Regions from separate parts of the Homo sapiens genome. Here regions 2, 3, 4, 5, 6 and 7 are each linked to region 1. Evidence: chromatin loops called from intact Hi-C (ENCODE). Cell type or tissue: endothelial cell of umbilical vein. All regions are shown on one strand. Links, peaks and the distances in the headings refer to the core of each region. The heading gives the core; the rest is flanking DNA. Region 1 has its middle 280 kb from the start of LINC03000. Region 2 overlaps LINC03000 (long intergenic non-protein coding RNA 3000). Region 3 overlaps LINC03000 (long intergenic non-protein coding RNA 3000). Region 4 has its middle 190 kb from the start of MAT2B. Region 5 has its middle 300 kb from the start of MAT2B. Region 6 overlaps LINC03000 (long intergenic non-protein coding RNA 3000). Region 7 has its middle 64 kb from the start of MAT2B.

The links. Peaks named below come from ENCODE experiments on the same cell type or tissue, not always from the same donor. Only the 100,000 strongest peaks of a DNase experiment are listed, where the experiment ranks them.
Region 2: a loop joins it to region 1, with 15 times the contacts of the local background. A loop is called at or near these places in 75 of 110 quality-filtered maps.
Region 3: it touches region 1 in a loop (14-fold over the local background); 3 of 110 quality-filtered maps call a loop at or near these places.
Region 4: it touches region 1 in a loop (10-fold over the local background); 16 of 110 quality-filtered maps call a loop at or near these places.
Region 5: it touches region 1 in a loop (8-fold over the local background); 2 of 110 quality-filtered maps call a loop at or near these places.
Region 6: it touches region 1 in a loop (19-fold over the local background); 20 of 110 quality-filtered maps call a loop at or near these places.
Region 7: a loop joins it to region 1, with 8 times the contacts of the local background. A loop is called at or near these places in 27 of 110 quality-filtered maps.

Annotation. Positions count from the first base shown.
Region 1 is chr5:164,011,389-164,015,775 of GRCh38, reverse strand. No RefSeq gene overlaps it. Among named protein-coding and RNA genes, the nearest start is that of LINC03000, 280 kb to the left of the region's middle. In endothelial cell of umbilical vein, for the core only: a CTCF peak has its summit at 2,512 (motif pointing left); a DNase peak (open chromatin) is centred at 2,495; H3K27ac peaks cover 933 bases.
Region 2 is chr5:164,502,380-164,506,766 of GRCh38, reverse strand. The region is part of intron 2 of LINC03000 (long intergenic non-protein coding RNA 3000); the gene reads right to left. All of the region lies in intron 2 of LOC102546299 (a long non-coding RNA gene), which reads right to left. Among named protein-coding and RNA genes, the nearest start is that of LINC02143, 37 kb to the right of the region's middle. In endothelial cell of umbilical vein, for the core only: a CTCF peak has its summit at 2,415 (motif pointing right); a DNase peak (open chromatin) is centred at 2,426.
Region 3 is chr5:164,420,264-164,424,650 of GRCh38, reverse strand. The region is part of intron 2 of LINC03000 (long intergenic non-protein coding RNA 3000); the gene reads right to left. Among named protein-coding and RNA genes, the nearest start is that of LINC02143, 45 kb to the left of the region's middle. In endothelial cell of umbilical vein, for the core only: no CTCF peak of the experiment used is centred there; no DNase peak of the experiment used is centred there.
Region 4 is chr5:163,694,736-163,699,122 of GRCh38, reverse strand. No RefSeq gene overlaps it. Among named protein-coding and RNA genes, the nearest start is that of MAT2B, 190 kb to the right of the region's middle. RefSeq lists an enhancer at 2,544-2,593. In endothelial cell of umbilical vein, for the core only: a CTCF peak has its summit at 2,656; a DNase peak (open chromatin) is centred at 2,612; H3K27ac peaks cover 662 bases.
Region 5 is chr5:163,807,240-163,811,626 of GRCh38, reverse strand. No RefSeq gene overlaps it. Among named protein-coding and RNA genes, the nearest start is that of MAT2B, 300 kb to the right of the region's middle. In endothelial cell of umbilical vein, for the core only: a CTCF peak has its summit at 2,000 (motif pointing left); DNase peaks (open chromatin) are centred at 1,276 and 1,916.
Region 6 is chr5:164,473,640-164,478,026 of GRCh38, reverse strand. All of the region lies in intron 2 of LINC03000 (long intergenic non-protein coding RNA 3000), which reads right to left. All of the region lies in intron 1 of LOC102546299 (a long non-coding RNA gene), which reads right to left. Among named protein-coding and RNA genes, the nearest start is that of LINC02143, 8.4 kb to the right of the region's middle. In endothelial cell of umbilical vein, for the core only: no CTCF peak of the experiment used is centred there; a DNase peak (open chromatin) is centred at 2,496.
Region 7 is chr5:163,567,071-163,571,457 of GRCh38, reverse strand. No RefSeq gene overlaps it. Among named protein-coding and RNA genes, the nearest start is that of MAT2B, 64 kb to the right of the region's middle. In endothelial cell of umbilical vein, for the core only: a CTCF peak has its summit at 1,962; DNase peaks (open chromatin) are centred at 1,987 and 4,077; H3K27ac peaks cover 331 bases.

The DNA of each region.
Region 1 (4,387 bases), core at 248-4,247:
TGACACTAAATCAGCTAGCACCTTGTTCTTGAACTTTGCATCCTCCAGAATGGTGAGGAATAAATTTCTGTTGTTTACAAATTATCCAGTCTAAGGCATTTTGTTACAGGAGCCCCAGTGGACTAAGACTTTATCTCACAATGCTCTTCAATCCTGTGAATTGGCTCAAAAGTCTCTCTTTCGAAGAATGTGTATTGACTTCTTATTGCTGCTGCAACAAATTACGTTAATACTAGCTTATTATCTTACAACTCTGGAGGTAAGAAGTTCAAAAATGGGTCTGGCAGGGCTGCATTCCTTCTGCAGTTTCTTGGGGAGAATCTGTTTCCTTGCCTTCTCCATCTTCTTGAAACCATATACAATCCTTGTCTCTTGGCTCCTTCCCTGTTAAAAGCCAGCAGTATAGCATTATAGCATCTTCTCCTTTCTCTCTCCCTCTCTCTCCCCACTATTATCACATTGCTTTCTCCTCTCTGATTTTATGTCTGCCTTTTATAAGGTGTTTCGTGATTATGTGAGACCTACCCCAATAATCCACGGTATTCTTCCCACCTCAGGACCCGTTTGTCACATCTGAAAAGTTTCTTTTGCCATGTAAGGTAATATATTCATGTGTTCCGGGGTAGGTGTTGGGAGTAACATTATTCTATCTTCAGCAGACCTTCACTGATTTTCTGCCATTGTAAAACTTTGCTGTCCTCTGGCCACCACAAAACCTTAACTGTGTGCCCCCTCAGAGCCAGGTACAGGCGGTTACCCAGGGCGTTATCTGTAAAAGATGTTAGAACAACACTGTAAATGTAGTAAGTTGGAGAAAATTGTATTTGCTGGAAAACCTCCAAAGACGGAAGTCTGTTTCGTTGAGGGAACACTTGGGTAAGCTATTTAGAGAAGACGGAGGAAGATGAGACTCTCAAGAGGCATCTCCCAGGAACAAAATGGCCATGACACTACCTTCTAAAGAGGATTCTTGTTTTGCAGAGAGGACCTGAGACGGCCAGGGCCATCTTTCTCTGCCTTTCCATCCATGAGCTCAAATTCCTTCCTAAACAAACAATGAATACACATTTAGACAGTATTAGTTGAAAGAGAAACCAAACCTCAGCCAGCACACAGGACCAATGTATCCCAGTTGGGCATCTATCTACATTTTAGCAGATATCACTTTGTTATAAATTTTCTCATCTGTAAAATGGGGACAAGGGTATTTCTACATAAGTTGTTGGGAAGATTAAATAAGTAAAATGTTAAGAACAATGCAGTACACATAGTGAATGCTCAATAAGCCTTAACTATTCTATTGGATATAATTGTGCCTGTGTGAAGGTCATGTGGTTTGATAGACTGTGCAGCCTCCAAATCCCAGAGTTCATAATTTCTGAAGTGGCTAGAACTTTACTGTTCAATAAAGAAGCTAGTGGACACATTTGGCTATTTACATTTAAATGTAAATAAATTTAAATTACATAAAAACGTAAAATCCAGTTCCTCAATCACACTGGCCACATTTGAAGTGCTCAGTAACCACAAATGGCTAGTGATTATCTTATTGGGCAGCACAAATATGGAAGGCTTTTATTATCACAGAAAACTCTTTTGCATAGCACGTTCAATAAACGCCCCAGTGTCAAGGAATATTGTAAGGTTTTTAGAGAGCTGGAGAAAGCTTAATATACTCGCAAAATCATACATACATGGCAGTCATAGCTCTTTCATGGTAAATTTAAAAACCATAATAGATTTGAAATCAAATAAGCATGGCATCATTAACTCTGTGCTGAATATATAGTTGGGCTTCCAGGTTTCTGATGTTGTGATGAAAACAATTTGTTTTGACCTTCACCTTCTGTGGACAGCCAATCCAAAATGATTATCCTTCTTGTGGTAATGACATCATTTTCTCATAATCTTAAAACTCTGGCTTAGATCAAGTAGGTAAGAAAAGAGGGCACTTATAATTCAGGTCATGTTCACATTATCAGGGATGAACAATATGCTTTAATATCCTGAGTCTAACATATCGCTTAACTTACTCTAACATTTTTCTTTCTGTTCTAACCACATATTCTCCATTCTAGCCCCAGTGAAAGTGCAGAATTTATACCAAGGCCATCAGCACAAGGAGTTCAAAATGTACTCTCAAGCAAGAATGACAAGCATGTCACCACTCCAATATTCCATACCCACAGCCAATATTGCTAATCAATCCATAACATTCTCTCCATTGTCTTGGATGCGGCCTCAGAATCCTTCTCAACACAAGACTCCAGGTAGCACCCATCAAACAATTAATATTTCCATTCGAATACGGACAATGACAAGTAGTTGTCATTTCTGGGTCAAAGAATGTTTACTAGATAGAAAGAATCAAAGAAACAGGGGAAAGTCAGTTTTCCCATTTAAACAATGCTACTTTCCTTAAGGCACAATCAGGGTTTCGCTTCGCCTCCCTTTTTTAGTATAAGAGAAATGCTCTTTAACCAAGAATTCAGTGGAGCAACAGTGCCACCCAATGGCTGGTTAGATTAGTTTTGCATTTAACTGTTACCATCTTAAGAGAGAAACTGTCTTTCACTCATAAAAATGGGAGCTGGAATTGACTATTAACTGTTTAAGCTGCTATTCCCGTTTTCCTGAATGATAGTTACAGAAAAAGTAGGGGGAGTTCTGAGAAATGGGAATTGTCTTGAAACAAAAATCTCAGCACGTTTCTGTTATCAAACAGCTCAACAAGAAGAAAGGTTCCAAGTGAATTTACAAATGAACAGGACAGATTTTTCACTTCTTATATATAAAGGGGTAGAATGGGCAAGTTTCCCCACCCACCTCCTTGCCCCAGAGGTGAGCGTGGTTCTTTCTTTCCTATTTTCTAATAAATCACTGTGCTAAACGTCCCCTACTAGAAACATTAGAGTAGGTATATATATTGCAGCATTTTATATGCAAAAAAAGAGTGTAGAGGCTATGACAAGTGTTATAAATAGAAGTATTATTTAGTTTAAAGGGAAGCAGAATTTACATTTCCCAAATCGGAGACCACTCAAGCTTTGAGATTCAAGTAAGCAAAATAAATCTGAGCTTTTTGCACTGTGAAATCGAAGTTCTAACTCTATTAATAGAAGAGGTGAGTAATAGATTTTCCTGGTCTGATGGTGGTGGGATTTTATTACCCAATCTTCGTGATCTGCATAGTTCATCAGCCACTTTTCCAACGTGAGGTGACAGGGAGTCCCCAGGCACTAAGGCTGCATGTTGCTAAGTGCTGGGTTTTTCTCTCCCTTGGAGGGACTTATTTGAAGTTCTGGAGACATCCTCACAGGACTTAAGCCCAAGGAAAGCAAAAAGCCTGCTCTTCCTTTTAACTTCCAATCAATCAAAATGTTCACAGAATATATTTAAAAAAAAAAAACACGTTGATATTCTTTAAAAAAATTCCAGCAAACAGAATGAGTTGGTGCTAGGTTGATCTGATAATTTTTAATGTATAAAGAAGTTACACACAAATATTTATTACTGTTTACTAGGGATTGCTATGATTAATGACTTTTGAAAAAAATCAAATTTCCAATCTGCTGTTAATTTATGGTCAAAGGGCTTTTGCCCAGAACTTTTTAACTCAACCTTTGTCCTCTGGTTATTTTGGTGAGATGAACTGTGTTTTGCTGATAAATATGATTGATTGAAAAAAGACTCTGGCCTTTAAAGAGAAACTAGCAGGCTGAACAGAGGCACACAGCAAATATTTTATGCAAAAGCCAAAAATACAGTGCTAGTGAATCTGAGAAGAATATTCAATTAACTTCAGGTTTCTTCATTGAGTCAGTAGGTAGGAAGTTCAATTATAAGAAGTTTCATGGGTTATTTTAGTATTTTTTAAATAATTGTAATTTATTCTTACAGTGATGAGATTGTATGAAGTAGTTCAATGAGAGGCAAGAAGATGTGAAGCGTACATGGGCAAAATTTTAGATCAGCGGACCTGTGAATGAATCCTAGTACAGCCAGAAATGATCCATGTGAATTTGTGTAAATTACTTAACATCTATGAGCTTCAATTCCCCAGCCTGTTAAATGGAACACCAATAGCACAAACCCATAATATCATTATGAGGATTAATGAGCATGGTGTATGGTGAGAGAAGACAGAATATTCAGAGGGAATGTCTCAAGTCAGCAATGGAACTGGAGTAACAGGAGATGAAAGGAGAAAGGAAGATTTGCAATCCAATAATGATAATTATTTTGGAATACTGACACATCCTTAGGCTTAATGTAAGTGGCCAGAGACTATAAACTAATAGGTCCGTACAGCCAGTGGTGGTCTTGCAGATATGTCTTGTTAGATGACAGTGCTTAACTTTGGAATGTGTTTACTTGGAAGAGGGTC
Region 2 (4,387 bases), core at 226-4,225, 490 kb before region 1:
GCATTTTAAAGTCTTATTCACTAAGGAATTTGTGTATTTCCTAATCACATTCACAGTAAAGAAATTATCTCAATTTTTGCCCAGATGCTCCCTCTTTGCTATCTTCTATAACTTAGGGTCTGCTAGTTCTTCTTTGTGTCTCTCATAATCAGTATTTTTGTCTTTTATCCCTCTGTAAGAATGGTGACTTAATTCTATGGATGTTAATATCAATGTCATAAATTCTCTTTTATGTTTAAAAAACCATGTCTACACATGTATGCACACAGAGGGAGCAAGAGAAATGATTACATAATGATTCTATGTTTCTAAGCTTATTTTTTAAATGACTTGAAATTAAATGTATGAAGTTGTTCTCAGCAGTTCTACCTAGGGATGATAATAAAAAAGCATGGGGGTATATGGCATTTAATTTTTTTTTTACTATCATCCTATATTTGACACACAATTTGACAAAGAAAAAAATAACAGCAGAATATGCATTCATCATCTGCAATGATTGCAAAGTACATATTAAAGCCATGCTGTAACAACTGCACAGGTTCCTTCAGTGTGCTCCAGGTATTATCACACAAGAGGGCTCCAGGCTTTAACTATCTGTCAATGTGATTTCGCTCTGTCTCATAGCTTTTGCTTTTGCTCTCTTCTGTGTTTCCTTAACCTTCCTTGGTCATTGGCTTTTGGTCTCATGGCCTGCATTTGCCCGGTGCTGCAGCAGCAGGAGAGGGCTTTGGCATGCTTGCTCTTTGATAAAAATCATAATTTTTACATTTGGTTCTAGCTGAAAGCAGACCTCGCATATTGCACCATATTAGATGATGGGCTATCCAGAAAATGCTGTTTTACAAGCCCTTTGATAGCAGCAGCCCCAGGGTTTACTATTTCATCCGTCTAGGTATGCAGTTCCTAAAAACTGCATCAGCATTGTGCTTTGCTCAAAGGAAACAAGCCACAAAGACTGGCTGATAAATATTGATTAATCAAAATTGCAAAATGCTTATTTGTAAAGTACAGTTTGGAAATTAAATGTTTTATATATGGTTTCCTTTGTGGTTTGGTTTTGCCTTCCAGGTTATCTTATGTGCTTTTTGAATCTGGTAACATATTTCTTATATCTCTCCCAATAACTCTGTAGGATATTTTACAAAAGCAAAGGCATACACAATGCCTATTGCTTGAGAAAATGTACACAAAGCAAACTAAATATGCCATGGAAAGCTAATGATTGAAATCCTAATTTCCTTTGGCTTCATTTTTGAATAGAGCCTGCAAGATGAGTCTAGAAAGGAACGATATTGCCTAACAGGATTTTAAGGGTCTGCAGTGTTCATTCATGCATTAATTCTCTCAGCCACACAAGATCCATAAAATGCTTTCTGTACTGATGCTGAAAGAGCTGGAGAACAATTTACAATGTTTGTCTTCAAGTAGCTTCTAGTCCAGTGGTGAGGCATACATGGAAGTTGATGATTACAAATACCAGATGGCAGGTCCACTTGGTCTTCTTAAAATTGGTCCCTTAGCCTGCCATCTATCCCAGACAAGGGGTACATACATGTTCCTTATCTTGCATATATGCATAATTTTAACTTAGGAAAAATGCCTTCAGGATCTAGAGCCTACCAGATCAGGATTCTGCAGTCACCCATAACTTATACTCCAGGCATCTTCCAAAATGTATGTCAAGCCATACCTTAAATATATAAATTAAATACATATAAAAATTAAATACGTTTATAAATTATACATATATATGTGTGTGTGTGTATATATATATATATATATATGTTACTTTGGCCAAGGTGATGGAATGTTGGCTCAGAGCAAGAAAACTACACACACAAAATGGAGGGAATGGCTGTATACAGGCTTTCCCTAAACAGTCATAAAAATACTTTATAAAAATGAAAATATAGCCAGTGGTGAGTGGCCTCCTTTATACTGATAGAGTATTAATTTGGAAAGAGAAAGCATTTGCAGATGCTTTGATGCTGCTCTGTCGTTGCTTTATAAAGTTCTTAGCAACATTTTTGGCTGTTATGTACGTTTCTTTTGTTTCCAGTTTGTTTAAACTACTGTATGTGTGTGCAGGGAGGTATGTATGAGGGGTCCATGCAAGTAGAAACTCCATTTCCGAGGCTCCAAGCTGCTCTAGCAGAGCAGTTGAAATGATCTTAAATAAAAGTAGAATCATTCCAACACTGCCTGTGAAAGATGATATTAACATGAGGATCATAAAAAATCGATTTCCAAATTGCCATTGGGTTGCTAAATAGCACAGGGAGGTGAGATGAAGAATTAAGAAGCAAACGGAAACTTAGATATCAGAAACAGCTCAGAGGAGGGCCGAATGGAAGGGAAAGGCATAAAATGATTTTGCCAAAGGCAGCTGACAATATGCATCAGAACAGCAGGGGGAGCTATGGTATTGCAGTTGTCAAATCTCAGTTTTAATAAAGAGAAGTTTCAGATTTATGGTTCTAGCAAAGAGGACATGTTAGTGATTCTTACTTTTGTAATAAACAACCTAGCTACAGACACTGGGTTGAGCTTTAATGATCTGTATCTTCTATTGAGGCCAGGAGCGTGATCAGCACTTCCTGGGCTTTGAACAGAAGTGGTCTGTTTTACACACCGATGTGAATGAATTTACCCTCGGGTTGGTGTTTTTCTTTCTAAATGTATAGGTTTGAGTTTTGAAAGAAATCATTCTTGCCTTTGGTTAATTAAGAGGAGAAACTTGCTTTGTGGGAGAAAATGTGCAAAGTGTCAAGTAGGAAGCTAAGGAAAGTTTTCTAAATATCAGAGGTGGTTTATTTAATTGTTGATACAAGCATTTTTTTAAACAGTTTCAGTTGGCAAAGATGTAACTGACAAGTGGCAGAGTAGGTGAATGTGTACACATCAACTCTTCCATAATAACGTGTCCTCCTACCTCCCATAAGCAACTAATTTCTTAGCTGTTTAGGCTGCCTCCTGAAAATAACTATGTGGTTTTTTTTTTTGTTTTTGAGATGGAGTCTTGCTCTGTTGCCCAGGCTGGAGTGCCCAATCTCGGCTCACTGCAACTTCCACCTCCCGGGTTCAAGTGATTCCCCTGTATCAGCCTCCCGAGTAGCTGGGATTACAGGCGCCTGCCACTATACCCAGCTAATTGTTGTATTTTTAGTAGAGACAGGGTTTCATCACATTGGCCAGGCTGGTCTTGAATTCCTGACCTCAAGTGATCCACCGGCCTTGGCCAACCAAAGTTCTGGGATTACAGGCATGAGCCACAGCACCTGGTCAACTATGTATTTTATTCCTATTTAGGTTCTTACTTAAAATAGATGACTAGGTGTAGGCACAGTGAACTGAACTTATATCTCCTAGATCCATCATTATTTAAAATTACTTGGACACCAAGAAACCTGCCCATCTTCTTTTAAAGCTACTAAGACATTATTCATGAGTGGACTCCCAGTATCCTTTGGAAATGGTAGCAGGGGTGACAGCCCACAGGACAATTGTATCTAAAAGGCATCTGTCAAGCAAACTCCCTCTAAACTGAAATGATTTATTATAATTCAGGACACTGTATTAGTTTGCGAGGGCTGCCGTAACCCATTACTAACAAACTGAGTGGCTTGAAATAACAGACATTTATTTTCTCGTAGTTTGTGGGTTAGAGGTCCAAAACCAAGTTGTAGTCAGCAGAACCATGTTCTGCCAAACGCTCTAGGGAGGAATCCTTCCTTGCTACTCTCTAGCTTGTATTGGTAGCTGGTGATCCTTGTCATTCATTGGCTTTTAGGTGCACTGCTCCAATCTCTGACCCCATCGTCACATCACCCTCTTTTCTATGTCACGATGTCCTTCTCCTCTTTTTATATAGACACCAATCACTGGTTTTAAGGCCCACCTGAAATCCATGATGATATCATCTCAATCCTTAACTAACGACATCTGCAGAGACCTTATTTCCAAAAAAAGGTCATATTCTGAGGCTCTAACTGGACATGAATTTTGGGGGGACACTGTTCAACCCATTATAGGCAAAAGTAAAGGTAAATGAAGATTATTTTTACTGGTTTTAATTGAAACAATAAAGAGAGGCAAATTAGTAAAATTGTGATGATCTTAAAGATGTAAAACATGAGAAAGTAAGTACTTAGGAAAATAAATACAAATATGCTCCCAGCAAGGGCTTACATACTGTTTATTTATTATTTTATTTTATTTTATTTTATTTTTTTTGAGACAGAGTTTCGCTCTTGTTGCCCAGGCTGAAATGCAATGGTGCGATCTCGGCTCACTGCAACCTCCACCTCTCGGGTTTAAGTAATTCTCCTGCCTCAGCCTCCTGAGTAGCTGGGATTACAGGCAACCCCCACCCCAAGCCTAGCTA
Region 3 (4,387 bases), core at 107-4,106, 410 kb before region 1:
TGCACTGCAAACTCCACCTCCTGGGTTCAAACAATTCTTTTGCCTTAGTCTCCTGAAGAGTTGGGACTACAAGCATGCACCGCCATGCCCAGATAATTTTATTTTTAATTTTTTTTCAGCAGAGTCAGGGTTTTGCCATGTTGGCTAGGCTGGTTGTTTGCTTTCTTTTTATTGAGTTTTAAGAATTCTTTGTATATTTTGGATACAAGTTCTTTACCAGATATGCTTTTTGGAAACATTTTCTCCCAGTCTGTGGCTTGTCTTTACATTTTCTTAAATGTGTATTTCACAGAGCAGATTTATATTTTAGTGAAGTCCAACTCATAATTCTTTTCCTTCATTGATTGTGCTTCGAAAATGCTTTACCAACCTAGGGTGACCTAGATTTTCTCCTATGCTATCTTCTAGGAGTTTTATACTTTTGTGTTTTACATTTAGGTCTATGACCCTTCTGGAGTTAGTTTTTATGAAAGATGTAAAAATCAACATCTAAATTCATTTTTGTAATGTGTTGATGTCCATTTTTTGTAGCACCTTTTGTTGAAAGAATATCCTTTCTCAATAGAGTTGTCTTTGCTTCTTTGTCAAAGATGAGTTGACTAGAAATGATTGCTTTTTTGACAAGAAACAGTCCAGGTTTTTTGTCATGTCACTGTGTGAATAATTATCCGTCTGAATGTACTATGTATTGTGATATTATCACTGAGAACACTTATTTGAAGTTAATGCAAACTACCAAAATAATTTAAATTTTAAAACATGCTTCAGTAGAACAATGACTCTGACACAATCATACTGGTCAATTCTAATTAAAATGAGCAATATCTTGCCCTTGTCCATGTACAGATAGCATGCCCTATCCGCTTATTACTTCTTCACTGTTCCACATTTGTGTATAAGATACATAGTAGCAGAATAGATTTTGACTGTGGATATTATTCACATGATGCCAGTTTGACTATTCACAATACTAATAAACACTTAGAAGCCTGGTTAATAACATCAAAGGTATTTCCTTGGACAATCAGAATGTCACAAGGTTTTGTGGGTAGAATATGAGAGAAGAGAGCTACAGCAAGTAATCAAACCAGGGCTTTGTTAGTGTTTCTTCTCCTTCTCCCTTTCTTTTCCTGAGTCATTTTATTTCATTTGCATAACTAGTTCACAATAAAATAAATCCTGAGTCCTCAAGACATTAGCATTGCAGCATTGATCAAGCTGTGTAAATCAGCATCCAGTAATTAAAATACAGATAGATAGATAGAAGTAGATGTTATAAATTACAGGAGATATGAGTTGCCCCATGCTGTTGGGGTTCATGTCTAATATCCTTCCTTTCCTTTTGAAAAACAGTCTTGCCTTTCTATGAAATTTTCACTCTAATAAAATTGAAATCCCTGCCCCCATTATAATCCTTTGCTTGCGTTATTTTCTTTTTTGCAACAATCCTTCTAACAATGATTTGTCCTCAAAACTGGGTATATAATTAGCTTGGTCCAGTGCAAAAGAAAATGCAAGCCTCCTTGTACAAGTATTATTAAGAATTTCAAGATGGCAATAATAAAGCATTAATCCAAGCATTGGGCCTAAGTATCAGGCATTGTACAACTGCATGATCCCTATCTGTCCTAAACAAAGTTTAGATTGTATCATTCGTATTTTTTCTACCTCAGTCAACATTAGTATCTCATTTCTCTGAAGCTTCCTGGCATTTTATTACAGTAGATTTCTTGCTTTCATAAGTTCTTCTACCTCTATCTCCCCCTGCACCCCCTAAAACACGATTTTGTCAACAGTCAAAATGGGGAATTTTAGGAGTTTGTGATTTTCCTATTAAAAATGGATGCTTTGTAACCCTTTAAATGGTCAGATTTTACCGCCTGGGTGACTATGGTATCATTATTACCCTATTTACAAAAAGAGCAGTGCTTCAGTCAAGTACAGGTCTGATTTTTAAAGTCTACGTGTCTGTTGTTTCAAGTCGTTTTAGCTAAAGCAGACCCCCAGCAGAGGGCAGTCACTTTACGGAGAGCAGCCAGACTGTTTTCCACAAGAATCTCCAATCCTGCTACTCCTCACTGGGCAGGGCCTCTTGACCTGGGACTCCAGTCACCACTGACCTGGGCTCTTGGGCCAGTAGCAGCTCTGCACTTTTGTGGGACAGAGCTCCCAGAGGGAGCAGGCAGGACACCATTTTGCTACTCTGCATCCCTCGCTCCTGTTGCCCTTAGGCTCCAGAGGGCATGTAGTGATGAGGGACTAATGCAGACCCCCAACACAGTGCAACTGCCTTATGGAAAAGTGGCCAGACTGTTTAGACTGTTTTCCATGTGAGTGTTCAGCCTCAGCACCTCTGGCTGAACATTCCCCATAGCAGTTTCTCTGAGGTGCAGCTCCCTGGGGCAACTGAAAGCCCCTGTGCCCCTGCTGCTGCAGTGGTACTGCCCTTATTGCCCTTGGACTGGGGAAGGAATGAAGACTCTGAGTACTTTAATCACACCTCCAGCACACCACAGCTGCCCTAAGGAGGAGAGGCAAGTTTGTCTGCCTAACAAGCCTCCTGCCCTCCCTGCTTGTCACTAGGCGGGGACCTAGGCTTGGGCCCACAATGTAACCACCCCACACTGGGCCAACTGCACTGATTGGTAGCAGCTCTGCATTTCTATGGGGTGGATCCCCAAGAGACAAGTGAAAGGCGTCTGCCACAGCAACTGTCAAATTCCCTTCCCCTGCTCCCTCCATCTGGGAAGGAACATAAAGCCTGAGCTCACCCTATAACTGTGGTGTCTAACTCCAGAATGTCAAGCTGAGACCTGCAGCCAGCACTTGAGTGGGAAAGGAGCTCACCCTTTCAGAGCACTGAGAGGGAACATGGCTGCAATCCTGAGGAAATATAGAGGGGCCACCTGGCTGAGCAAGAGAGTACCTACTACCATTTTACTTAAGCATCAAATACTAGATCACAGCCCAGACGTCAACACCAAAAATACTTTGTTGATATACCCCCCCGTAAAACTAAGGACAAGAATTCAGCTACAAAGATAGACCCTGGACAAAGCCTTGGCCCACTGAAAACATCCAGAAAACTAGTCTACCAACTGTACTCAAATCACACCACAGTTAGAGGATCATCAGTCTACACAGATGAGAAAGAACCAGCCCAAGAAACTCTGACAATTCAAAAAGCCAAAGTGTCCTCTTTCATCCAAATGACCTCACCAGTTCCCCAGCAAGGGTTCTTAACCAAGCTTAAATGGCTGAAATGACATAAATTGGATTCAAAATATAAATAAGAACAAAGATCATCAGGATTCAGGGGAATGTTGAAACTCAATCGAAGGAATCTAAGGATTACAATAAAATGATAGAGAAGCTTATAGACTAAATGGCCATTATCAGAAAGAACAAAACGACCTAGTAAAACTGAGAAACACAGTATAAGAATTTCGTAATGCAATCACAAATATTAACAGTAGAACAGATCAAGCTGAGCAAAGAATCTCAGAGCTTGAAATTGGTTCTCCAAACTAACTCAGACAAAAATAATAAAAATAGTAAAAAAGAAAGAACAAAGTCTCTGAGAAATATGGAATTATGTCAGCAGACCAAATCTATGGCTCACTGGCATCCCTGAAAGAGATAGGAACAAAACATGGGAAACATATTTCAGGATATTGTCCATGAAAATTTCCACAAAATCGCTTGAGAAGCCTATATTTTAACTCAGGAAAGGCAGATAACTCCTGTGACATACTATGCAAGAATACCATTCCCAAGACATGTAGTCATCAGATTCTCCAAGGTCTAAATTAAAGAAAAATCACAAAGGCAGTTAGAGAGAAGGGGAAAGCCACCTACAAAGGGAACCCCATCAAGCTAACAGCAGACAGTTCACCAGAAACCCTAACAAGCCAGAAGAGAATGGGGACCTATATTCAACATTCTTAAAGAAAATAATTTCCAAGCAAGAATTTTATGTTCAGCCAACTAAGCTTCATAAGTGAAGGAGAAATAAGATCATTTTCAGACAAGAAAATGCTAAAGGATTTTGTTACCACCAGACTTACCTTATAAGAAGTCCTGAAGGGAGTGCTAAACATGGAAAGGAAAGACTGTTACTGGCCACTACAAAAACACACTTAACTACATCGACCAGCGACACTATAAAGCAACCATATAAACAAGCCTGCATGATAACCAGCTAACAACATGATGACAGAAACAAATCCATACATATCAATACTAAATTTGAATGTAAATGGGTTAAATGGCCCAATTAAAAGGCACAGAGTGGTAGGCTGGACAAAGGATCAAGACCCAGTGGTTTGCTGTCTTCAAGAGACTAAGACCTATCCCACATGCAATGACACCCATAAGCTCAAAGAAA
Region 4 (4,387 bases), core at 178-4,177, 320 kb after region 1:
GGGGAAGAGAGTGGGAGACTTGGGATGATCTGGACCCCATGAAAAGCCTCTTCCAGACTAAGTCCAATTAAATCTCTTGGGCTTCTCTTCTGCTCTCCTCCAGGCCTATGGTTTGCAATATATGGGTTTGATCTAGAATGGGGCCCCCAGGAATCTGCATTTCCCCTATGTACATTGAATTCTGAGAAGAATTAGATAGTTGTTACCGCCTCAGGGAAATACTAAACATGTTCAAAACAATCCTCACTATTGTTACTCCTTAAAATCTTCTCACTAGGCACTAAATGTCTGGGTCAACATCAAAGCCCGGCAGGGAGTAACTTGCTCCATCGCTCAATTTTCCAAATGGTCAACATGCTCTGCAAATCAGACTGGTATTGGGTTAGTGGATCTTTAATCTCCTAGATGATCTGAACTAGAAAGATGGCCAGGCACAAGCCAATACTGAATTAATTTCCCTCAAAATCTGCCTTCCATAAATCCAGCCATCCCTGATTTTCAATACATGCAACCCAGCTTCATCCAGAGCATCAACCTCCCCTGAAACAGTTCTATTGCTCACTGAATCTCAATCTGTTCAGGCCTTAAGTATACACAAAGGTGAACGGAACGAAGAAAAGGGAAGATTGATCAGTACGTGTTAGAGGTTAAGAAAATTTTTCTACCCACCTCAGGTATTCATTGACCAGATACCTACCACACATGCTTGTGCTGTGCTAGAACCTGAAATCCCAAAGGAGCACAAAATCACGGTATCCACCCTCGTGGAGCTTACAGTCCAGCAAAAGCCTCTACTAATCAGCAAAGGTGGGAGGAATGATCTAATACAGAAAACAACTTTTAAAAAGTTGGAAAAAATGACATCGAAGGAATAAAATCAATGGATTTAGCATCTCCACTTTAGAAAGGAGGTACTGTGTACTTTGCCTAAACAATATACTGAATCAAATGCCCAACTTCTCCTGTCTAGATGGGATTCAGGACCACAAATTGATCAAATCACACCCTGTTTTGCCCACAAATCTCTTCCCTACAAAAAAAAACCATGATATCTAAGTAACCCCCCTCCCCCATTACTCATCCCCTCCTTTCGGTGATGCTGTTTTTCCTGATCCTTTTACAAAGACAGTTACCCCTTGGAAGATTTATTTCTTAAGCCAGGAGTTCACAGACTTAGGTAAGTGTTGAGAATTTCTTAGAGCACTTTTAAAAGTGCAGATTCCTGAGTCTTTCCTTAAAATTCTGAGCCAGTTTTCTACAATAAGATTTAGAAAATTTCATTTTTAACAAGCACTTTGTGTGTTCCACTCTTCTGAAGCCAGACACCAAGCTTCACCTACCGTGTTTCACTGATTATTCAAAATGGGAAAATTAAATCATTTCCCTAAACTTACACAGCAAGAAAATGGCAGAGTCAGGGTCCTACCAGAGCTTGCTGACCCCCAAGCCCAAGGACAGTCCACCGTTCATAAGTGGAATGCCAGAGGCAATTGAACTCAAAACTAATACGGTTTAAGGGGAAATAAAAAAGAAGTTCTGGATTCAGAGAAGGGAAAGGTGAGCAACAAAATCAGAAGCGGCTTAGAAACAGATTTTGCCAGCATCTCGATTTTGCCTAGGGCCAGTTCCACTCACGCTAAGGCCAGCAGAAGCATATCAGCATAAATAAGGTAAAGCAATTTCTATAAATGTGTCAGAAAAAAACTTGGTTTTACATGCAATTAATTGCAAAGACATTTCTTAATGGCAGCCTCCTCTTGCCTTTCCAAATTAATGAGTCAGAAAAGCACGGCTCTCACTAGCATCTTTAAAAGTGGGCAAACCCCCCCTCCTAGGCTCCCATTAAAACAGAACACAAGGACCTTCAGCTAAATACTGAAATCTCCTCCGTTTTAGAAAGTCATCTTGATGCTGTAAAAAAAAAAGTGTACAAATTTCTTCCTCGAATCCCTTTTGGTCCCAGAAGAAAAAGGGAGGTAGAGAACAAGATGAAGATGAAGATGTGTCATTTTGGGTGATGTGTTTTGCAACCTGGGGGTAGTTAACTCATTTGATAGATGGTTCTTTCTGTGAAGAAAAATGTCATTTTTACTAATGAATAAAAAGTTATGCAAGTAAAGAGGATGAGGGTAGGAAAAAAACCTAAACTATCACATGCAAGGAAGTATATTTAACAACATTTTCAAGTTCTTGCCGACTGTTTTTACTCTAGGGGTAAGTGTGTGTGTGCAGCATATGTTGGAGAGGAACTAATATTGAAATAATTTTCTTTTTATGACATCCAATCTATGAATAGACGAGGTCTGGTGTGCTCCAGCTACCCCTAAATTAAACTCCAAATTAAAGGCCAGCGTGGCTACCTGGAGGTTTGCATTCTGCAGAGCCTTGCCTTTTAAATGAACCAACAAGGGCCCACCTGTGTTTGTTACATGTCCCTTGGATAATTAATGCTGGTAATAACACCTAAGTGTTAGCACACAAAGCACCTGGAATGCGATTCGCTGTACACATTCTAATCACATCAGCCACCGAACTCTCCAAATGACCTTCTTCAAAACAATGACTGTCTTTGAAACCACAGAAGCCAACCTAGAAGGAAGCTGTATGCCAGGGTTTTGTTGTAGCTGAGCAGTTTCTAAAGCTAGAGTGTCACCAAGTGGTCAGGAATGGAAATAAGCTGCCGGTTTGTATTCACATCCTCTGGCCAGCCCCAACTCTGCCCCTGGGCAGCCGGAGAATACAGTCCATCTCCTTCGAGCAGGGCACCAAAACTGCTGGGGAGAAAACAGTGTCCCAGACGCCGCTTGCACCTTACAGGTGATTCTGAAATGCACATAAGTCCTAAGTCTTTCTACATTTTAAGAAGGCCTGTACGTTAACAAATATGAGAGACAGAAAGAGAGAGAGAGGTTGCAGTGAAGACCAGCCTATTCTACGTCATTATTTATAATATTGACATCGTCTTTTCTATTTTTAGCAGTCTGTCTGTGTCACTGTGTCCCACAAAAGATGGTGAGAAATATTGTCTCCATATTACAGGTTAGAAAGGAGGGTGGAGTGATAGGGATGACAGGGAGATGCCAGTCAGCTAACGGGATGAGGGCTCTGGCTTTGCACAGTCTCCTGTTTAACTGCTAAACCAATATCTCCTGCTGTCTGTTACCTTTTCATGTCCCCAACCGTTTTGTTTCTGTCTCACACAGTCTCTCCCTAGACCAGTGTCACAACTACATATTCTGATTTTTTTTATAGTTTTCTTGCTTTTTTCTTCCTGTTTTTCCCCCTAATGGCTTAGACTCAAATAACTTGGGTGTCTTCAAAGACCAGGTTCAGAAAGGGTTTCTCCCTCCTGTGGCTTCATATAATTATAGACATACCATTTTCCCACAATGCTGCACCATCGTTAATCACTTCAAATACAGAGAAAGCCAGGCGAGTTTTTCTGTGAACAGAGAGCTCAGGGTCCCATTTCAATTTGTGATTATATCAATAATCTCCACACTGTCTTGTGTGAACTAACCCATTATTTCTAGAGAAATTAGAAGGAAACGGCTAAAATCATATAGGCGTACCCTTGCTGACACAGGGAATATGTGTTTGTATGACATAAAATTCCAGATGACATTTGTCAGCTGCTTTGTCCTGCATTTCTAAGTGGCAAAAAGGGATTTTTGTCTTCCCTGTCATGACATTCATGTAGAGAATTGTGAGAACCTCTGTCATTAAAGGCACAAATTATCTATGGATCTCTCCCACACACAGCAGAGGCCAGTATGAATTTAAACTGCTTACAGATCAGAAGAAAAACAACAATGAATTAATTCTGATGTACTTTTTCAAAATACTGTAGTGTAATTTTCATGCTGCAGCCCCTATCCCGTGAGACCACTGGCAAATCTTGTAGCAATTTCACGGATAATCTTATGGCAGATTGGAAAGATTAGAGGCAGCAAAATTTCTAAAGAATAATTTCATAGAAAAAAAGAGCTTAACATAAATATTGTCATTTGTACTGATTATTTCTCATGAATACATCCTTAACCAAGGGATCATCAAGCATAAAATAAACACGACACTCAATCTCCAAAGAGGAAGACTTTTATTTTTCAAATGGGGATAATAAATAAGGAGAGATAACATATACTCCCATGGTCAAACAGTAGAGCCACAGGACTGCAGGAGGCAATATTGAGATACTATTTGCTTTTAAAGAAAATGTTTTCATTTGCTTAAAAAAAAGTTTGAGTACCTGCTATATACCAGGTATTAGTACAATTCTCCAGGCAGGAAACAAGACCTGTCTGCCCTCATGGAGGTTATATTCCAGCAGGAGAACTGTAGACATTTTACTGCGTAAAAACAATATACTAATATAATATTATGTGAG
Region 5 (4,387 bases), core at 207-4,206, 200 kb after region 1:
ATAGATTTGCAGTCGCCTCCATGTAATATAAATCAATAAAGAATAATTTTCCAGGCAGTAAATCAATTGTCAGTTCAAAGACCCTAATACCCTTGTGCAAGATTTATTGAGAACATGAATGGCAGTCTTGTTAGGAGATGTACAGCACGCTTTATAGGGACATAATAGTGTAAACCCCAAACTATTACCTTCACTATGGTGAAGAATCCAACAGGAATAACCCTTTCATTTCCATGGAAAGCAAACTCAAATAGATTTTTCAATTACAAAATGAAAAATTTTAAAGATAACAACAAGATAAAAATCTCTGGACTGGGAAGATATATCAGTCTTGAAGTCACCATAACCCTTTTGCTGGGACTTTCTGTACCTTGGGTGTGGTGGACCTATCAAATTAGTATTCTAAACCTTTGCCATCCAGTAGGATATCTGCTAGCCCCATGGGACTATTAAAATTTGCAATATGATTAGTCCAAATTGAGATGTGCTGTAAGCGTGAAATAAACACTGGATTTCACCTAGTACATCACAAAGAATGTAAAATATCTCATTAACGATTTTTACATTGTTTGCTGAAATGGTAATAGTTAGGATATGTAGGATTCAGCAAAATATATTGTCAGAATTAATTTCAACAATTTCTTTTTATCTTTGTTATAGGGCTACTATTTATTTTAAAAGTACATACGTGGCTCACATAATCTTTCTATTGTCCATCACTCTTCGTTGCCAGGCATGTTGAAAGAGAAGTCTTTTAACCCTAAAAATAAGTCTCAAGGGATGGGAGGTGGGTAAACCTAGGAGCACACCAAATATATCTTCATGGGTAAGTCCTTACAATTTTGGAAATAATGATAACAACCCAGAGTATTGAGAATTAATTTGCTAAAGTGGTCCAAGTGACTCACTCAACAATTGTATTATTGTCAGCCATGACGACCCAGCAAATCCTCAGCAGACCAGATCATTAGACAAAAATAAAACTTTGCTTTTTAGAAGAGACCAATATGTGGATCCTCTGAAGAGGTGGGAAAAAGATCATAGCTGGTTATTCATTGGGGGTGGAGGGAGAGGCTTCCACAGGCCATATGATAAACACGATTAAAGTTCTAGGCAAACGAAACTAGAGAGCCAGAAAGAAGAAAAATGCCACATCTGCTAATGGCTACATAATCAGATTTCAGCTGATGAGAGCTATATGGAAGATGAAGCCAAGAGAAGTCTGATTAACACTCTACAAAAATATTTTTAATTTGTTCGTGTCAAAACATATCTTTGATTCAATAGTTACAGTGTTATTCATTATTGTATGCCCATAATCTTGCACAGGATCTTACTCTAGAAAAATGCTCAATAAGTACTTGCTGGATGAATAAAATGATTAAATGGAAAGAAAAACAATGCATGATGCAAATTTTTCTACTGCACAGAACTAGAAATATTCATGGAGCAGATTAGACAGTTTGTAACTCCAGACAATGAAGAAGGAAATATTAAGAGTAGATTTTTAGACAGAAGAATAAGGAAAAAGTAAAATGCAAAATAACATTAATGAGTCCTAAATCAGGGGAAGGTAAACAAGAATTATAAAATGAAAAGAATATTAGAGTCTAGGCTAATTTTTATAATTCTCCGGCTGAGAATTATAAGTCATAGGCTTTCTGAATCTCAAAATTTAAAGTTGTGTAAAAGGCTTTGAAATTAATTATAAAACTTCAGCAGTCTGTAACGTCAGTGATATGGGAGAAATCAAAGAATCTAACAATCCCAAAATCCTCAGTAAGTCCTTTAACAGATTTAACATCAAGAAGAAAATGCATGTACATTTCAGTGCTTCTCAACCAGGGGTGACTTTGCACCCCAAGGGATGTTTGGCAATGTCTGGAGACGTGTGTCTGTGTGTGTGTGCGTGCGCACATGTGCGGGTGTGTGTGTGTGTGTTATTACAACTAGAAGGTGCTACTGACATCTACTGGGTAAAACCAGATATCCTGCAAAGCACAGAACAGCCCACCTCCCCCCAAAGAATTACCCAGCACAAATGTTAATAGTACAAGTTTGAGAAATGCTGATCTACAGTGATACAGAAGCAGTATTTACAGAAGCCAAGAATGGCGAGACAAGAATATGCCAGAAATTTCAGAGCACTCTGCTGATAGGACAAAAGAATAGTTTGTAAAGACAAGCTTAAAAGAATGAAATAATACCTAAATTCATTTTTGGTCCCTGGTTTTTCTCTCAATAGCATTTCAGAAGTTTTGCTAGAATTCTTCTTAAGAAATCATCATCTCTAAGAAAATGAGAAAAAATAATTCAAATTTATATGGGAGATGTATGTGTATTTTATGCAGAGGAAGTAAAAATTATGCTTTATTCTATTATGAATAAAAAGACTTGTCATAAATTGAGTCTGGGTTCATTTCTTTATGCTTAATAAAGCCTGCACACAGCATCTGAAGAGAAAGTAGATAGAAAATGTACCCATTAAAATATTTACCCTTCCAAGTAACCTAAAGTGGTAAGAAATATAGGCTTAATTATCTTCTAAGATTTTCAGCTATCACCTGAATTTGTAGTCCTACTATACTTGAAAAATAGAGAACAAGTTTAATACTAAATTTAAATCTACTGCTTTAAAAATACTTTCCTTGAGCTGCAAACTATAATCATGTATTCTATATCACCATGAGTTTTAGTACATTAATACGATATAAATTATGCTTTAAAGATATATTCATGATTTATAATAATTGCAACTCTCAGAAACTAATAGCCAGAAGCACTTGACTTTTACCTTCAAATATTCTCACTCAAATCCAGTTAAAATACTGTTTGAATCAGCATAAGAGCTTCTATAGTGGGATTTTAGAAACAATCATCATTTTTTAAAGAACTCTGCTATTATGTTAATACTTAATAGCTTGATGTGTTACTCTTCCCAGGTAACATATTTTTATTTTTGTAAAAGTTTATTAAGAATATGCTTTAATAGAATTCTACTGCTGACATTTTCAAGGGCACAAAGCTAGAAAGTATATATGCATATGGATGGGTGGGAGGGAAGACGTGGATGAAGGGTGGGTAAATTTTTAGAATTTCTCACCATATTAGTTTGCTGAAGACACTATAACAAAGAACCAAAAATGGTCTGGCTTAAAACAACAGAAATTTATTCTTTCACAGTTATGAAGGCTAGAGGCCTGAAATCAAGGTGTCAATAGGGTTGGTTCCTTCTGGAGACTTTAAGGAAAAATCTGTCCCATGCCTCTATCCTAGTTTCTAGTGGTTGCTGGCAATCCTCAACATTACTTGGCTGTGGCAACATTTAACTCCAATATCTGCCTCTGTCTCCATATGGCTTTTTTCTCTGTGTTGCTAGCTCTTCTTTGCTAGTTGGTCTCTCTGTTTCTTCTATTAAAAGGACACAAGACATGAATTTAGGGCCCACCTAAATTCTGGGATGATTTCATCTCTAGATCCTTAATTAAATCCCTCCACAGATCCCTATTTCCACATCCAAACACATTCTGAGGTTCTGGCTGGACATAAATTTGGAAGAGAGACATGATTTCAGCTCACTACGCTCACCATATCTTATTTGTGGTCAACTATTTTGTTTAAATAAAGCTCTGACTCTGTCTGTGTATCCCTCTCTCATTTTCCTTATGGCACCACGCCTGAAATTGAATGTGGATCACCCTTCCCAAGGACCCATGATGTCATCTATAAAATAGCATCACCACCAACAGATGTCAATGAAAGAACCCAAACTGACTTAGAATAAAGTAGCCAATATACCAGCTTGGGGCTTTTTTAAAAAACAGGTTGGGTATATTAGATAAGTGATTTAACTTTTCAATGTCTGTGTTATCAGGAAGGTTAAATGATATAATGTACTTGGAGTTTGATCCTAGCTCTTCCACTGAATAGCTATTTGACCTTAGACAAATTACCCAGTTTCCTTTATCTCATATTCTTTATGGATAAAATCAGAATAATATAGATTTTAATGGCAAGAGAAAAATCTTGCATATGAATATGCCTACCACTGTGGATCTGACGGTTAGCCAGATAATAAATTTTATTTAGCCAGCACAATGGAGTTTATTTATTATTTGAATTTAAATTACTTTAGGCAGAGCAGGCATTCTCTTCAATTTGCCATAGGCTCCACTCTCCATTTGAATGAAACTGAGTTTATCTGTACTGAGAGGCCTTTGAGTTTATGTCTACAATGTTAATACGTAGCAAAAATTCAGTAAAGGAGTAACATCAGAGGCTACCTGTCCCAATACTAACTGTCCTGTTCAGAAAAAAGGAATTCACCACCTACAGTGAAAGCTCACTCCGTATTTTAAGATAACCCCATTTTCTGGTAAATTATTCC
Region 6 (4,387 bases), core at 280-4,279, 460 kb before region 1:
CCTCAAAATAATGCTCAGGAAAAGGAAGATGCCATCAATTGAATAATTTGGGAAAGTTTCTGAGCAATTAAAGATTGTTTTTCATCAACTAGAAAACATTTGGTATGTTAATCACACTAAAAAAGATGATAATTTCCACGTAAACATGAAGGTGCTGCAAGCTCTCTTAGCAAAGTGTCTCAAACTTTAGGGTACTCCAGAATTACCCAGGGATCTTGCTACAAACATTACGTCACTGAGCTCCACTCCTAGAGATGTGTTTTGGAAAGTCTGGGTATGACTCCAGGACTTTGCAGTTTGAACAGGCATCATGCGGGGTAACGTTGCAGGCAGCCCACAGACCGTACTTTACCCCAGGTAAATTATCCTTGATCTTATGGGGATAAAACAAAGCCAACTGTATAGCTGACCCTTGAACAACACAAATTTGAACTTCGTGGGTCCACCTGCACACAGGTTTTCTTCACCCGCTGCCACTCCTGAGACAGCAAGGCCAACCCCTCAAGACCAACCCCTCCTCTTCCTCCTCCTTTTCAGCCTACTCAACGTTGAAGATGAGGTTGAAGGCCTTTATGATAATCCACTTCCACTTAGTGAATAGTAAATGTATTTTCTATTCTGACTTTTTAAATAATATTGATTTTCTTAATACCACTGTCCTTTCTCTTGCTTTCTCAGTAGGCTATTAATAGTTAAATTTTGGAGGAGTTAAAAGTTATGCATAGATTTTTCAACTGCATGGAGGTCGGCACCCCTAACCCCTGCGTTATTCAAAGATCAACTCTATAACATTCTTCCCACCACAACTTCTATATGCTAATGTGGGAAACAATATGCAAAGAGATTAAAACTTCTACCTTTGACAAGTGGCCTGCCCCAAACTTCTCTGTTATCTTTGATTCATTCTTTTTTTTTTTTTTTACCAAGAAAGGGGAGTAATTGTCTTCCCCATCTCCACATGTAATACAAAAACAGTTTTAGAAATCTATTTCTCTTATTGATCACGTGTGTGTGTGTATCATGATTTACTTAGGCAAGAAAGAGCTAAAGTCAATCTCCCAACCAATTATTAATTGAAGTTTTAGTATCTACTGATTACTGGCAACTAGGCCCAAGGAGGTTTGCTTATCTCACTTCTCCCTCACAATAGCTTTAGGAAAAAGGTGCAGTTGTCCTCACTTTACAGATGAGTAAACAAGATGAATAGTTAGGGAACTTGCAAAGTTTAAAAAAAAAAAAAGTGAAATCCAAGCTTCAAACCCAGGTGTCTGATTTGACAAACCACTTTGTCTTCACCACATCTAACAGTTGTTATTTCACTTCATTTTTGGGGGGGCTGTAAACTTTGAGTGAATGATGAGTTTGTACCAGCTGCAATTTACTGTTTAATGGTACAAGTGAACCTATATCCTTCCCTCATACCCTTCGGTCTCATTCCCATCTAAGGGTGGGATCTGTAATCATGTTCTCCAACAGCCAGCTTCTAGCTTCTGTGGTTTTTCTCTGCCTTTGACAACCATTTATTCCTCTTCGTTTAAGATTCTGTCTCATCTATCTTTGATCTAGGCACCTTTTCTTTCTTCTCCAGAGTGTTTCTTCCCAGCAGTCTCCTAGTTTTATTATTCGAGATTTCAGACCTTCCTTTCTCTTTTAGCTTTAAGCTTTGGGCTTCTCTCTCTCTCTATCTGTGGTGATCATATGGCATGCTGTTTCTTTCATTTAGTTTTCTTTTTCGTGTTCAACCATATATTCTTTTTTGTTCCCCATTATTCTAGATTGCATCATACCACCTTAATCCTTACTAACCTGCTGGAAAGATTTTCTGTCTCTAGTATTTCTGATACCAGCCTGTTAACCATGGGGAAGAAGGGAACAATTGACATCCTCATAATTAATTTTATTGATCACATAGCTATTTTTCCAGAATTTTGCATACTTTTTTATTTACTCAAGTGTGTGAGTATTCTATCTGTGGCCTAAAATGAATTGGCAAGTTTTGATAAAATTGCCATTGAGCCTCAAACTTAGCAGTGAAGTGAATTTATAGTAAGAGATAGGATAATATACTCTCACACCTGAAACCACAAGGACCTCGTCAGCCATGAAAAGTAACATTTCATGAAAATAGAAAACAGGCTAGTTTCTAGACATTTCAAATCAGTGGATTTCTTTTGTTCTAAAGCATTTTCATAATAACTACTAAATTTAATTTAAAAAAATCAAACTCTTCTCTCTCAGGTTTACAATCCAGTACAAGGGCAGATATAAATTCTGTCATTGGAATGATTTACCTGTCACTATTGTATAATTTATAAATAACATAGAGAACAATGTAATTTTTTAATACCATGAGTTATACGCTTTATGTTGCAATAATTTTAGTTTAGTCTCTCTTTGCTCTTTAGCAAAATAAAAGTAAAAGAATTTCCAAAACAGAGGAATCGTGACAGGGAGAACAAGAAATGCAATGCATCAAAGCAACACAAGATGTCACTTTTACACAGGCCTGCATTTGCAGGTAAGGCTACATCTGCATTGTGCATAAAAGAGTATGTGAGGGGAAAAGCATCAAGATTTACAAATGCTTCAGAAATATGAAAAGGAGCAAGCAACCTTGGTTTTGTTTTCAATATTTGTAATAATATCTTGAAATGTATCAAGAAACTAGAATTATTCTCCTATATCTACATAAGTTCACAGAATACGTTGCTTTAACAATACATTGCATCTGCCCAATCCCCAACTTTCTGGATAGCACAGACTCGGAAAACAAGCTTATTCTCACTGCAAAGCATATTCTTTCTCTCGGCTTCCTTACTTCTGCTGCATTAGTTGCCTTCCAGCATCTTATTGGAGGTCTAATCTGTTAAAAATAGATCTCTGACTATTTTTCTTTTTCTGGTCCTGCCCAATTAACCCATTTTGCACACTGCTCCCAGGTGGACCCTCTTGGGGGCAATTCTGATCCCAATATTCATCTGTTCTCCAAGATCAGGTTTAGCAAGAAGTATTAGTTTCCTACTGCTGCTACGATAAATAACCACAAACTGAGTGACTTAAAGAATACAAATGTATTTTCTGTAGCTCAAAAGCCTGACTTGGATCTCACTGAGCTAAGATCAAAATGTTAGTAGGGTTGGATTATCTTCAGGAGCTCTGGGAGGAACCCGTTACCTTGCCTTTTTCAGTTTTTAGTGGCCACCTGCTTGCCTTGGTTCGTAGCCCCTTCCTCTGTGTTCAAAGCCAACACTATCAGGCCAACTCCTGTCCTGTTGCTATCTCTCTGGTTTTTCATAGTCACATCTTTCTCTAACCCTTTTAAAGACCCTTGTGATTACGTTGAGCCCACTGAAGTAATCCAAAATCGTCTCCCTATCTTAATGTCTTCAGGTCAGCTGATTAGCAACTGTAATTCCATCTGCAACCCTAATTCCCTTTGCCTTGTAGCCTATCATACTTACATCTTTAGGGAAGTCATTATTCTGCCTACTACACAAGGTATCCAAAGGGCTTCAAGATCTGGCCTAGTTTTACTTTCCATCCTTGAGCCCCTTCCAGGGTCTATTCTCATTTCTTTTGTGTCAAGTGTTTCGGCCAAACTAAATTTCCCATGAAGTGGCCAGTGTTCATTCTTTAATCCCTAAATTTTGTTCATGCAGTTCTCACTTCCTATGTTATTTTCCAACTTCTTTGAAAACATATCTTCATTCTTCAAGTTTCCTCCCCCTGTGAATCTTTTAAACACTCTCTTAGGCAGAACTGATTACTCCTTCATGTGTGCTTTCATTGACTATATCTTCTACAGAATTATTGTGTTAAGCCATTTGTAATTTTTTTCTTTCCTTTTTTCTTTTTTTTCCCTGAGGCCCCAGGATACACTTTTCCCTAACCCTTCCAGGTGCAAAATTGTGAAAGGTGGTAGATATATTTTGTTAGATGTTTGAAAAGTATGTTATAAAGTAAGAGAAGCTGCCATTACAGACTCCTTTCTCCAAATACCAGTGGTTTACCATAATAGAAGGTTATCTTTTGATCATTTATAATACAGGCTGGTGTTTCTGGTCTACTGGTAACCTCATCCATATTGATTCAAGGACCCTGGTGCCTACCACCTCCTGGCTCTGTTATACTACCAGGCCCTTCTAATTCAAATCCAGACAGTAGAAGGAAAAAGAGAATGTTCAAGAGACTCATTTGATTTTTAAAAAGTAGCTTGGAGGCTACTTCATTTTTATTTACATTCCCTTGGAGAAAACTCTGTTACATAGTCCCCCCAGGGCCCCCCAAAAATGGCAAGGGAGCCTGGGAAATGTAGTCTAACCAGGTATCCAGCAAAATCCTATTACCACAGGGAAGAAGGTAACGGGTTTTAGTAGAAAACTGTGAT
Region 7 (4,387 bases), core at 143-4,142, 440 kb after region 1:
AACTTTAATTCATCTCACTCAGCCTGCCTCTAACTAGTTTTCAACAATCACTAAACAACCAGCACATAGTGGCTATCCGATGAATAGAATCCTTATTAATAAATACAAATTAAATGAAGCATATCAAAAGAACCTGATCCCAATACCAAAGTAAATAAGGACTTTCTCTGCATTTAAGAGCAAAATACATCCCATTTGGAAAAATCTCAGGTACTCTAAAGCACTGTTGTCTGATAGAAATAAAATGCAAGCCACAAATGCAAGCCATGTATGTAATTTTAAATTTCCAAGTGGCAACATTAAAACATGAAAACAGGCTAAAATTAATTTTTAAAATAGACTTTTATTTAACTCAATATATCCAAAATATTATTGTTTCAACATGCAATCAATGTAAAAAAAAAAATGATGAGCTGTTGTACATTTTGTTTTCCACAGTACGTCTTTGAAATCCTGTGTGTGTTTTACACTTAAGAACGCACCTCAAGTTGGACGGTTTGCATTTTCAATGCTCTATGGATTTATGTGACTAGCGGCTACTATTATTGGACAGGGCAGCTTTACCATAATAGCCACGCTAAATATATGTCAGTAAGCAAATTTTATAGTTAACTCAGATACAAGTGACCAGAATACAAAGAATGGTTTTGATCTTACAGAAATGGCAACATTTGGGAAGCAATATAGAAGCAGGCTATCAGGACTCTGAAAAGAGCCTTCCCCAAATTTCTCCCCCATGTGCCTCAGTTTCTCCATCTATAAAATGAGGATAAGAGCTCTAAGTATCTCATATGGCTTAGTGCGTTACAACAGTTCATACAAGTAGACTCTTTGGAACTGTGCCTGGAATATCGTAATAATCAACAAATCTTAGCAAGAAGAGGCTGATGATAAATACCTTGAAGGCAAGGACTGTTTCTTATTCACCACGATAAGCCCCAGTACCTACCACAGTCCTATTACACTGAAGCTGATCAATGAGCATTTTCTTTTAAGATATTAAGAGTGGTAGAGACTGTGACGTGCTTCCCAGATTCTTCTTTGAGAAATAAAAGGAATTTTACCCAGGCTGCTAGGAGTGCTGCTAGCAAATAGTCCTTAGCTACCATCTTTCTTTGGGGATTGCCCCAGCTAAAGAGCAATGCCTTGGTAAAGTCAAACTCCTTCTCCAAGGTGGTCCACTTACAACACAATGACTGTTGGGCAGGCTGTCTGCTCCTCAGGGAAGAGAGTTTCGAAAGGCCATTCCAGCTCCAGAGTTCCTCGTCCTTGTGTATATATCCTTGGGCATGCACCATACTCCACTTCTCCCTCTACTGCATCCTGTTTTCTTCCCCTCCCTTCCACTGGTGCCAATCCCAAAAGTACTCCCCAGTAAACATCCTGTATGTGAATACACAACCCAGAGAATGCCAACTGCAATGAAAAGAAACAAGGACTGCCTATTGAAAGAATAGTTAACACTATGAATAAATAATATTTACCAATGTTTTCTTAACAATTTATATTAACCAGGTCAGTACAAATATTGCCAGTATACCACACAGCACAGATTCTCTCCTTGAGTCTTCCCACCAGAAGTATATTTTTTTTCCAAGATACACAACCAAGCGGTGACAGAAGAAATGAGAACAGCTGGGAGCATTGATACTCTTTTTAAGAAATCTTTCTTCTTTGGGTTACCCAAGACCCACATGCTACAACCAGGCACATGCCAGGGTGAGCCTAAACCACTGGGTTCTCTCGCATCTCGGACTTTCAAATTCTTAAATTTGCCCTTTACTTTAAAAAGTCAATGATTTCACCAAGAAAGTTTGATTAGTTTCTTTTACTTTCTGTAATGAAGTGCCATCCTTTTTACACTTGAAAGGATCTTTGTAATAATGCAACATTGATCTTTTGAATACAGATGAGCTAACCTAGATAATAGGATTTAGAATGTGAAAGGCTGGACTTGCGATGATATTTAAGGCTCCAGTGCCATCAAGAGGAATTACAGCACAAAACATCTGTTTCCTGAGACATTGTCTGATGCCTCATAAATAAATGTAGGATCATGTTTCCTCCTGCACATAGTTTTTATTTGTTTCAACATCTTAAAAGAAGTCAATATGCTGTGTCCTCAGATGTCAATCATCCAGTACAAAAAAGAGAGAGAGAAGAGAGAGATTTAGCTCTGAGATCTGTCTTCTTTAGGTCTGCAGCCTTAAGGCTCTAGGTCTAGAACTGGGATTCAATTCTGATACTAGAAAACAGTTCTAATAAAACTTTAGCAAAAATGGAAAGACAATCATTCAAAGATTTTTTTGCACCAAGTTCTGTTAGGGGCTGAGGATACAAAATGAATTGAACACAATTCAAGCCTTGAATAACTGACAAGAGGAGACAGGAGAATAAAGTTTTGGAAAGTGAAGTGGATTCTCCAGGAACCATATGAGAGGGTGCCATTCTTCCATCTCCCCATTCTTTAGAAAAAAACAGAGACTTTGTGGTGGTCCCATATTCCAAGAGAGGCTGAGCAGGTACTTCTTTATATGAAGCCTCACACACAGTGGGTAGCTCTTGCTCAGTCAGGGCAAATTCCCTGTCACCTGTGTATGGACCAATAATACATTTAACAGTAGAGCAAGGTAAAAAAGAGCTATCCCAAAAATCTCAATTCAATGACAACTGCAGGAGGATCCATGCTACTATTCTCTCTACTAATGAGTATGTATGAAATTATCCATAATTTTGAAAAAAAAAAATAACTCCAAATCTAGCTTGGGACAGTGTAACTAAGTCACATACAGCATTGAGTGCTAAGTATGAGACACCGAGCACAAAATATTTAGAGACCAGAGGGCTCAGTGTGGGCTAAACTGATCGAAGAAGCCTTTGAGACTTAGGTAATATAACGACTGATAGTTATTGCCCTCTTGTTCTGTGCCACGTGATATTAGCAGCATATCACCTGCAGTTTATCATTTAATCCCAACAAGGACTGTATGAGGGAGTTACCTCTATTAATAGATGAGAAAGCTGAGGTCCAAAGTGAAGTAACTTACTCCAGAGTGTACAATTATCAGATCGTGGAACTGGAATTGGAACTGTTTGGCCCAAAAGCCTAAAGTCTTCAACAACCAAACCAGACCAAATACTTGACAAAGAGCTAGGATGGGTCAGAAAGGCATAGAGCCAATAATGAAGATTGGGATACTGAGACAGGCCACCAGGAAAGGCAGATTGAGAGAACACAGGTAGCAATGTAAGCCATGCCATGAAGAGAAACTAGCAATACAGAGTCCAGTTTGGGGTCTGGGTAGGATGCCAGACCTTGGAATGACAAATCAGGCCAAAGGAATTAGAAAATGTGCAGGAGCCCAAAGTGGGAATGCACTTACTGGAATGCCTTATAAGACAGGATTTTGGTTACTAGGCAAGCCGGAAAGAGCATAGTTCTAGATGCAAAAAATGAATTCTCAGCAGAGTATCATCAGGGCTAATTGATGCCCTCATCATACCCTGTCTAGGAATAGAATTAGTCCTCAAGTCTGGCCTTGGGCTCATTACTTAGGAATTCAGTCACCATAACTATAAGAGAGCTGTATCCTCCAAAACACATAGTATGGCATTGTAGCCCCATGAAATATTTTAAAAGAAAACAAAAAAGGATGGGAGGAGGAAGGAAGAGAATGAGGAAGGGAGGAAGAAAGAATAGAAGAGGGAGGGAGGAAGAGTGAGTTTTAAATTCCTAGGTTTAAATTGTTTGAGAAACCCTGCATGCAATCGCATCTTTTGAGGAACTTATAATGCACATTAGCATAAAACTCCATTTGAAAAAAACAATCATTCTCCAAGCTTATTTGACCACTGAACCCCACGGGGCACACTCTAGAAACAAATAGTTTAGAGAAATGCAGGGGCAGAGAACCACACCAACTTTTGCAGAAAAAAAGAAGAGTATCACAGAAAGTGCGGATGGCCTGAGAAAAAGGCATGAAAAGGCACAAGGATTAGCCAGGAATTATGGTTGAGAAGAGGTGAAGATTCAGCTGGAAAAACACTGGGGCCAGATTACAAAGGACTTGGAAAGCCTGAATAGACAGAAAGAGGGGAGGTTCCTGAACTGAGCAATCATAACATAAGCAGCAAAGATGGAATGCCCTAGATCTAAGAGCTCAAGATCTGCATTGAGATTAAATCTAAAGGAGCGTGGGCTCCAAGGGTTGGGGAGGTGGGCTGTGGTTTTCAATCAATGGAAGTGTATGCAGTGAAAAGTGCAGGCTCTGAAATCAGACATTTCTGTTTGAAAGTCAGCGTTGTCATTTGCCCCCTGTGTAACCTTGAGGAAGTGCTTAACGGCTCTCTCCATCCCCTTTTCAGCAATGGAAAACTAAGTTTTAAA